Linked DNA regions of Homo sapiens: region 1 is linked to region 2. A link is a loop called in an ENCODE intact Hi-C map of the cell type or tissue named here. Cell type or tissue: mammary epithelial cell. All regions are shown on one strand. Links, peaks and the distances in the headings refer to the core of each region. The heading gives the core; the rest is flanking DNA.

Region 1 (4,397 bases), core at 120-4,119, 390 kb after region 2:
CGTACTAAACCACTCTCAAGGCTGAAGTTACATGTAATAAAAGGACCTGTTCTGGCTCCAAAACAGAGCTAAGCACCTCGTCCTTCTATGACCTGATGTTGTGAATGGCCTCACCGTCTGTCCTCTAACACAAATCAGAAATCCAGATTTGATCATTATCTTTGATTCTTCCTTCCTTCTTCCTCAGCCCCTAAAACCAGTTGGCCCCCAAGCCTTATCAATTCTTACCTGTTCACATCTCTCAGATGGTGTTATGCCTCTCCATCACTCCTGTGACTGAAGTCACACCCTCATCATTCCAACCAGCTTTTGTGCACAACCTCATCATGCCTGTTCGTCTACTTCCACACTGAATGATTCATCCGCCAAATCTCCAATCCATCATGCCTCTTAAAACGGTTTAAAGTCGTGTAGTTGCTTCCCACTGCTTCCAAGATTTGTTTATCTACTTATCACCGTGTTCAAGGTCTTTCATCACGAGCTCCTAGAGACACTTCTTATCTCAGTACCCTTTGGCTGAGTCACATTAACCAATTTGTAATTCCCTGAGGTCCATGCATTTTATGCAACAGTTCTTGCTCTGCAATAATCTACCATCTCTTCGTCCACTTCTTAAGGCTCTGTCTGTCCTTCAAGTCACCACTCAAGCATTTTCTCTTTGTGAAGGCATTCCCAGAGTAGGATAGGAATCTGCATTCAAGTAATTCTCTACTAACATTAAAGCACTTATTACCTCGTGTTGTCATTATGAATCTTATTGACCACCTTGGCCATTATTAAACTACACACTTGCCCCTTTTAGATCAGAAATGGTATCTCATTCATCTGTGAATCCTCAGAGCTTAACCCAGTGCCTGGCTCAATAAATGATTATCAAGTGCATGGATGAATAGAGAAAGAAAAGAATGAATACAAGAATGGATGAAAAAGTGACTGAGCAAAGGAATGAGTAAGTGAAAAATGAGTGACAGCGCAGCACAACCCTTTAACCAGCTCTGCAGTTGGTTATCCATTGCATGTAAATGCCGCAACCGTGGGCTTCTTCTCATTGCCTGAGTTACCCCTGGGCAGCTTCATCTACTTCTTTGCATTAATGGCCTCTTGTAGGTTCTCCCCTCTAATAATCTCTATTTCCAGAAAATGGGCCCATGAGTTTCAGACTCGAACATGCACTTTAGTTGTACATCCCCATGTGGATGTTCCACAGACACTTCAAATTCAGAATGTTCCAAATTCATGATCTTTCTTCTATAACTCTGTTATTCGTGTTTCCTTTCTCAATGAAAAGCATCATTTCTGTAAGTGCAATCCTTATTTCTCCAAATTTCAAACATCCACATTCTATCAAGCCCTAGTATGTCTACCTTATAAATATCTCATACCACACCGGGCTCCCTCCAAACCCGCTGGCATTACTCTAGCCCAGGAAAGAACCCTGGCCCTCCTGGATGATTCCCACTGTCTCCTGGTCTCACTGCTTGCATTTTGTCCTGCTCAAATCTACTTTCCACCCACCAGCCAGGCTGCCATTTCACAATGAGCTCACCCCAGTGATTAAAACCCTCCAGTTGTTTTCCAGTGTCCTCTGGCTAAAGGCCAAACTCTTTTAAAAAGTTTACTGTGCCCTTCCTGATCCCTCACCACTCAGCCTTGAACCTGGTAACTCACTGCCTTCTGTCTACCATAATCTCCAATTGTGTTAAAGCACTTTCAGCTCTTCAAAGACAGGCTGTCCTCTGGGGCTCCAGGCTGACTCACATATGGCTCTTTCATTGTGAAACACCCTCCCTCATTCTGGCTACACAGCCTGCATGACTCCTGGCTCAGCTGATCTGTCACCTCCTATAAGAAGCCTCCCCTGCCCACTGGGTTGGGGCCCCTCCCATGTCCTTCTGTGAGAGCCTGCACTTCCTGTTTCATAGGAATCATAGGACTTACCACGTGATTATAGCTTTCGGTAATATGTCTTCTCTACACTCTGAGAACCATAACTAAACCATTAGATGACGGATCAGGATAGTGTGTGTGTTTGGAACTGTTGATCATTGAGCAATATCCATGTGAGCCTTTTCCTTTGATGCAGGTGACTGATAAATTTTCAGTCTCACAGTAAGTGCTCTGTGAGACACAGAGTCAAGGTGATTCTCTCGTACCTTGAGACCCATCTGTGCTTCTTTCTCCTGTCTCTGAGCCCCTCCTGTATGAAAATGATAGGGAGGCACTTGGAGCTCCAGGAGATTAGATACTTGATCAATCCCATGTGTGATTGGATTTCCAGCATCTAGTAAGGAAAGCTCTAAAAGAATATGTATAGTATATTGAATGAATATTGAACATTTGAACATTTGACTAATGAACAGACACTCACCAAGGACCTGTAACATTTTAGAAATGGTGTCAGGATCCTAGAGGAATACAAAGATATTCCCCACCCATGAGAAGGGCAGGATCTGATTGAGAAGACACAGAAACACATAAAAAGAATATTACTACAGTGCAGAACATTGTCCCAGAGAATCTGTGAGAAAGACTTGGTTGGTGCTTGAAAATTCAAAAAGAAAAAAAAAAGTGGCCAGGCTCAGTGGCTTATGCTTGTAATTCTAGCATTTTGGGAGGCTGAGGTGCATAGATAGCTTGAGCCCAGGAGCTCAAGACCAGCCTGGGCAAAATGACAAAAACCTGTCTCTACCAAAAGTGGTGCACACCTGTAGTCCTAGCTGCCCAGGAAGCAGAGGTTGCAGTGAGCCGAGATCATGCCACTTGCACACTAGCCTGTGCAACAGAGCCCTGTCTCAAAAGAATGAAAGAAAGAAAGAAAGAAAGAAAGAAAGAAAGAAAGAAAGAAAGAAAGAAAGAAAGAAAGAAAAGAAAAGAAAAGAAAAGGGAAGAAAAGAAAAGAAAAGGATAAATGCTCCAAGACATGACAGTTAGCAGAGTGAAAAGAAATCAGTTTGCACTGAAATATATTCTAGGATTAGGAAGCCACGCTTTGGAAACAGCAAGACAAGGCAGGAATAAGTGTCACGCATTTGGGGGCTCTACAGAGAAGGAAAAAAGAAAAAATAGACATTTTGAATAATGTCTATGTGCACATTACAATTTCATGTGAATTACTCACATTGTTTAATTTAATGCACTAGATTAAAAAGAAATGTTACATATTCTAAAAATTGCCCTGTTTTGACAAATAAGGAAAATGAAGCTCTGAGAAGTTCAGTAAATTTCACAGGAGCCTGCAAAAGTTTCAGGACTAGGATTTCAACCCCAACTCCTTTGACTCCAAGATTATTCCTTTCTTCTAGCCTGGCAGGTGAAAGCCTAGACTGGCAAATATTTTGTATGGGATGACGGTGGGAGTTAATGTTGAATCACAGCTGGAGAGCCCATATATTTCCAGTTCTCTGTTATGGCCATTTTCCCCTATCTGATTCCTATTTCCACTTTAATGGGTTGAGAACAATATCTGAGTCCTCTGAATAGTCACAATTTTTTTTTTTTTTTTTGAGATGGAGTCTCGTTCTGTCTCCCAGGCTGTAGTGCAGTGGCGTGACCTCAGCTCACTGCAACCTCCGCCTCCTGGGATCAAGCAATTCTCCTGCCTCAGCCTCCCGAGTAGCTGGGATCATAGGTGTGTGCCACCACACCAAGCTAATTTTTTATTTCTATTTTTAGTAGAGAGGGGGTTCCACCATGTTGCCCAGGCTGGTCTTGAACTTCTAACCTCAGGTGATCCACCAGTCTCGGCCTCCCAAAGTGCTGGTATTACAGGCATGAGCCACCGTGCCCAGCCTTGGATAGTCACAGGTAGACCATTTTTCATACCATGGACCAAGGAGCAAATCTTTTGGATTGTTCTCTGTTGAATTTCCAGGGATTTGTCTATATGAATTGATTCCCGGGTAGCGCATATGAATTATTAAGCAGTCGTATAATATTTGACTTTCTCTCTTGTTTTACAGGCAATCTGTGAGAATGACTGGGTTAATGCTTAAAAAGTCAAAAGAAAAGCAAAAAGTCTACACAGTAGTCTTTTTATTTATTGCTGGTGCCCCTCACTGTCTTTGGGAAGCTCACCATATCATGCCCAATGGATAAGGGATTTGCTGAGCCCTCAAAACCATGTGCTCATAGAACCTGTCTTAAGATTTGCTTCAACTATGAAAATGCTTTCACCTTTATCCTAATATAAGATGCTATTTTTCCCCTTAGAATGTGTAACTATGGTTTTCATAGAATAAATCATGCCAATAAATACTTTCACATATTGCTGGTAGGAGTATAAATGGATTCAACCATTTTGGAAGGCAAATTGGAAATATGTATCAAGAACTTTAAAAATGTCACTTTGGTACAATAATAACATTTCTTTGACTCTATCCTGAGAAAATTACCCAAGA
Region 2 (4,397 bases), core at 264-4,263:
CTTGGGTTTGTGTTTTCCCCAGGCTGCAGTCACTCGTATTGGCTCAGAATAATCCTCTTTAAAATATTTTACAGAGTTTGGTTTTTCTGTTACATTCACCTTGGCAAGTGTTAGGGTGGCTTTCCCAGCCAAGGAGGAGTTCATTCTAATGGACAAGACACGCGTTCAAAGGCATCAGCTAGAGCAGTGGAATTCTAGGCCAGGAGTTGGCAGTGGAATTCCAAGGAATCTATCAAAGCAAACTACATGGCAAGGTCACACTTAGAAGCTGAGGTCAGCAGAGGTGTCCCTCCTCTGCTGACCTCAGAAAGCTGAGAGTTTTCAGGAACAAAATTCCAGTCTCTAGATCAAGAACTTACCAGAGGGAGGCAGGACCATGGCCCAGGCAGAAACTATGATCTAGCAAAAAAAAAAAAAAAAGTCAGAAGAAAGCCCATTTTCAAAACTGTTTTAGCAGATCATTATTCATTTTGAAGAACTCGCTTGACTTAATAAATATGAATTTGCAGCTGCTTCGTCTCTATCCCCACCTCCCTGCCTCAGCTCAGGGCAGGGCAGAGCACGGGGGAGGCCAGGAGACAGGACTGGCAGAGAACAAGGGATGGTGAGAGGGTTGGGGCCTCACTGCAGGGTGCTCCAGCCAGCGCCAAGGTGGGGATCTAGGTGTGGGGCACCCCAGAGTACCCAGTGGGTGCCAGGCTTTGTAGACAACTTTAGATTTTTCCCCTGAAGTTTTCATAATTTAAGTCTATAAAACAAACTGATAATAGAGTAACAGAAAAAAAAGCATACAAATATATTATGTGCACATATGAACACTGGAGTTATAAAAAAAAATATGAAACTCAAAGAAAGGGCAGAATGATTACAGAAAGACTAGTGTCTTGGAATGAACAAGACCAGTCATGGCAGGAAGAGAAGAGGAAACACCTGGGGCAAAGGTGGTCTTGTTATGCAAATGAAACCTCACAGGTAGCTGCTCTCAGAACCACAGGTAGCAGCCTGTGGTTGAGTTAATTTTTCCTAGGTCCAGACCAAGGGAGAAAGCCTGGCTGTTTATTTCACCAAGGCAGATCAGATGCAAATCTCCTCCACAAAAGGCAGCTTTGCAGGGCTGTTCTTGTTTGCAGGCCCACTGAAAAGTCATCTCAAAATGTGTCAAAGAAGTGTATTTGGGGTGAAATATTTTTGGTTTCCTTTACCTTGTGTGTTTATGGCATAAGCAAATAAGACCACCAGAAAAAAAAATTATACAAAATTTTATTTTAAAAAGACATTGAAGTAATCAGCATAGAAAAAAAGCAGGGATGTGTGTGAGTTCCTGTCATTGCTGTTAATGATTCTATTTTGAGGAGGGTCACCTTACTACTGTCAGTACTCAGCCGTTGCGGCATGTGATCTGGTTTTGGGTGGATGGAGGCCATGCCATAACAGCCAGGAGGACGGTGAGCACAGAACCAAACCAACTACCTCTAACTTCTAGTCACAAAGAAATCAGGATAGAGCTCTGACCACAGGGCTGGGTTCTGCTGCACAGCATGTGGGATCCCCTGATGCAGGCGTTCCTAAAGAATAGCAGCCATTCCAGAAATTACATCCCCCTCTGGCCTCCTGGCCCCTCTCTATTTAAAGCAAGCAGCAGCTAAATGTTTAAATTGAGCTTTAAAGCCATTTCCTCAAAGAGTTAACACAATATAAACCATCATAAAAGGAAAAAAGGACCCATTTATACTCAAATTACACAGGAGTAGCTTGTCTCCATCTAGGCTCAAGAGTATTTGCTCTTAAAAGCTATTTTTTCCCCAGAAACAATAGTGCAGGTGCATCGCACTTCAGTGTGCAACATATTCATCCTGGGAGGCAGGAAGGTGATTTCACACCTGTCTCCTCTTTTTATTCACTCCTGGCCTGGCTAATTTGCCCAATGTCAAGATTGGTATGGCCAAGTCTGTCGAGGAGAATTACTGCTTTGCAGCACGATGTCCTCACTCTGGGCATTTGGACTGTGTGATTTGCCGCATGTCTATTCTGAGTACATCTTTCTGTTTTTCATCATCCATAAATGGAACCGATTGGTAATAATAATCCAGAAGAGATTCTGTTTGTAGTGAAATATCGGAAAGAGAGAGAGAAGGAGAAAAGACAGTTTTAACTGGCATATGGTATGCATTGCTAAAGGGGAAAGGAAAGAAGAGCGACATTACTCTGTGCTTTGATTGGCTAAAGGTGAGTTACTGGAGAAGACGTCTGATCTTCACTTCTTACGTCTCAAAAATAGACTGCTAACCACTCGAATATGTCTGCAGAAGAAAGAGGAGAAAGAAGATGAAAAGAAAATTACAAGTACAAGTAAAGAAAATGCCTGTACTTCACTGTGCCTCCTGAATCAGGGAGGGAGGACTTTCCACATTTTTGCATACTAGAACTTGTGCAACAAACACAGGGTCATTTATATAACAAGACAGCATGCTGAGTACATTTTCTGAAAGTACAAATTTGTTTTGTGTGATGGTGACTACCCTATAAGCTTTCCATTTATTTCAACTCCATATATTCCTCTCATGTTTGTCTCCCAATTTGCTCTGGAATAGAATGGCCACATAAATTACATTTAAAAATTGTTTGGTTTGAGATAAATGTTAAAATAATAAAATTACCAGATTTATATGAATTTTAAGAAATCATATTTCTCTATCCATTACCAGTGGTTAACATTATTCTAACATTTCTATTTTTTAAGTATGATTTTATAATTCTAATAGAAAATGGATATCCTATAATCTCATCAATTTCTATGTCATCTCTTTGAAGGCTCACAAATTCCCAAATCAAACAAAAGGCTTTAAAAGAAACATTTGATGTTTTTGAGTAATGTGCAGGAAATTAATGAATATAAACTTATTTTTGTATTTTATGCTGCTTATTTAAATATTTAGAATATGGTTTTAATTACCATGAAACTTTACTAAACATCCACCTGTCAGTAAAGAAACTGATTATTTTTTGTAGATTTGCATTCTCCTGAAAAAGAAACAGGTGTGAAAACCTGCAGGTATTTATCCACCAACAAAAAATAAAGGATATCTGTGAAATGTGGAGGAAGAAGTAAACACGAATATAATCTTAAAATTGCAAAATCTCAGTATGTGATTCCAAACTCCAAGAACAAAAAGATTCCATGGAAGAAGGGAAATGCCTTCTTATCCTTGTGGAACCGTTCTCAAATACCAGGAATCTCATTCAGTTGTATCTATCTATCTATCTATCTATCTATCTATCTATCTATCTATCAATCTAGTTATAGTTTTTGATCCCTACAACAATCTTCCATGATGATTTATGGTAATATATTCTAATTTTATTGATGTAAGAATTATGGTTAAATTAAGAACCCAGGTGGAAGTTTCCTTTGAGCCTAAAAGTTCATCAGCCTGGGAAAAACAGCAAGACTTCCACTCTAAAAAAAAAAAATTTAAAGATTAATTTTTTAATTAATTTCTTAATTACAGGTTGCATGTGCCTGTAGTATCTGCTACTTGGGGGCTGAGGCAAGAAGATGGCTTGACCCCAGGAGGTCAAAGCTACAGTGAGCCCCGATGGCACCACAGCACTTCAGCCTGGGGGATGGAGTGAAGAACTAAGGTTAAGCAATTTTCCCAAGATCTTAATGATCATAAATGGAATTTCCTTATTTGCTATTAAATGTCTGTGAATCTGCTGCCATCTTCTCTATTACTCCCCATATTGGTCAATTTATATCTTTCTTCCTTTTTTCTTAGTCATTCTTGCTAGAGGTTTATCAATTCCATTGGCCTTTTCAAACCACAGGTTTTGGGTATTATTGATTTTTCTCTACTGGGTTTCTGTTGTTCTTTTTAATTTCATTGATTTCTGCTCCTTTTCATTTCCTCCCTTCGGCCTGCTTTGTGTTTATATTGCTCTTTCATTTCTGGTTTCTTTGATTGACTTGAGCCCTTGCTTTTTTCTTTCCTTTTTTTTTTTTTTTGAGACGGAGTCTCGCTCTGTCTCCCTGGCTGGACTGCAGTGGCGCGATCTCAGCTCACTGCAAGCTCCACCTCCCGGGTTCACGCCATTCTCCTGCCTCAGCCTCCCGAGTAGCTGGGACTACAGGCACCCGCCATCAGGCCCGGCTAATTTTTTGTATTTTTAGTAGAGACGAGGTTTCATCGTGTTAGCCAGGATGGTCTCGATCTCCTGACCTGGTGATCTGCCCACCTCGGCCTCCCAAAGGGCTGGGATTACAGCCGTGAGCCACCGCGCCCGGCCTGAGCCCTTGCTTTTTTCTAATGGAAGCATTAATGCTACAATTTCTCTCTAAATTGCATTCAGTGGGAGAGAGAAGAAGGTGTGAGCCTGCTCCATCTTGTACAGAACCA

What was found. Hi-C counts contacts between places; a loop is a spot of excess contacts. Peaks named below come from ENCODE experiments on the same cell type or tissue, not always from the same donor. Only the 100,000 strongest peaks of a DNase experiment are listed, where the experiment ranks them.
Region 1: a loop joins it to region 2, with 1.8 times the contacts of the local background. A loop is called at or near these places in 1 of 110 quality-filtered maps.

The regions. Positions count from the first base shown.
Region 1 is chr2:8,089,354-8,093,750 of GRCh38, forward strand. All of the region lies in intron 7 of LINC00299 (long intergenic non-protein coding RNA 299), which reads right to left. Among named protein-coding and RNA genes, the nearest start is that of LINC00298, 110 kb to the left of the region's middle. In mammary epithelial cell, for the core only: no CTCF peak of the experiment used is centred there; a DNase peak (open chromatin) is centred at 1,808.
Region 2 is chr2:7,702,250-7,706,646 of GRCh38, forward strand. No RefSeq gene overlaps it. Among named protein-coding and RNA genes, the nearest start is that of LINC01871, 21 kb to the right of the region's middle. RefSeq lists an enhancer at 713-1,304. In mammary epithelial cell, for the core only: a CTCF peak has its summit at 2,387; no DNase peak of the experiment used is centred there.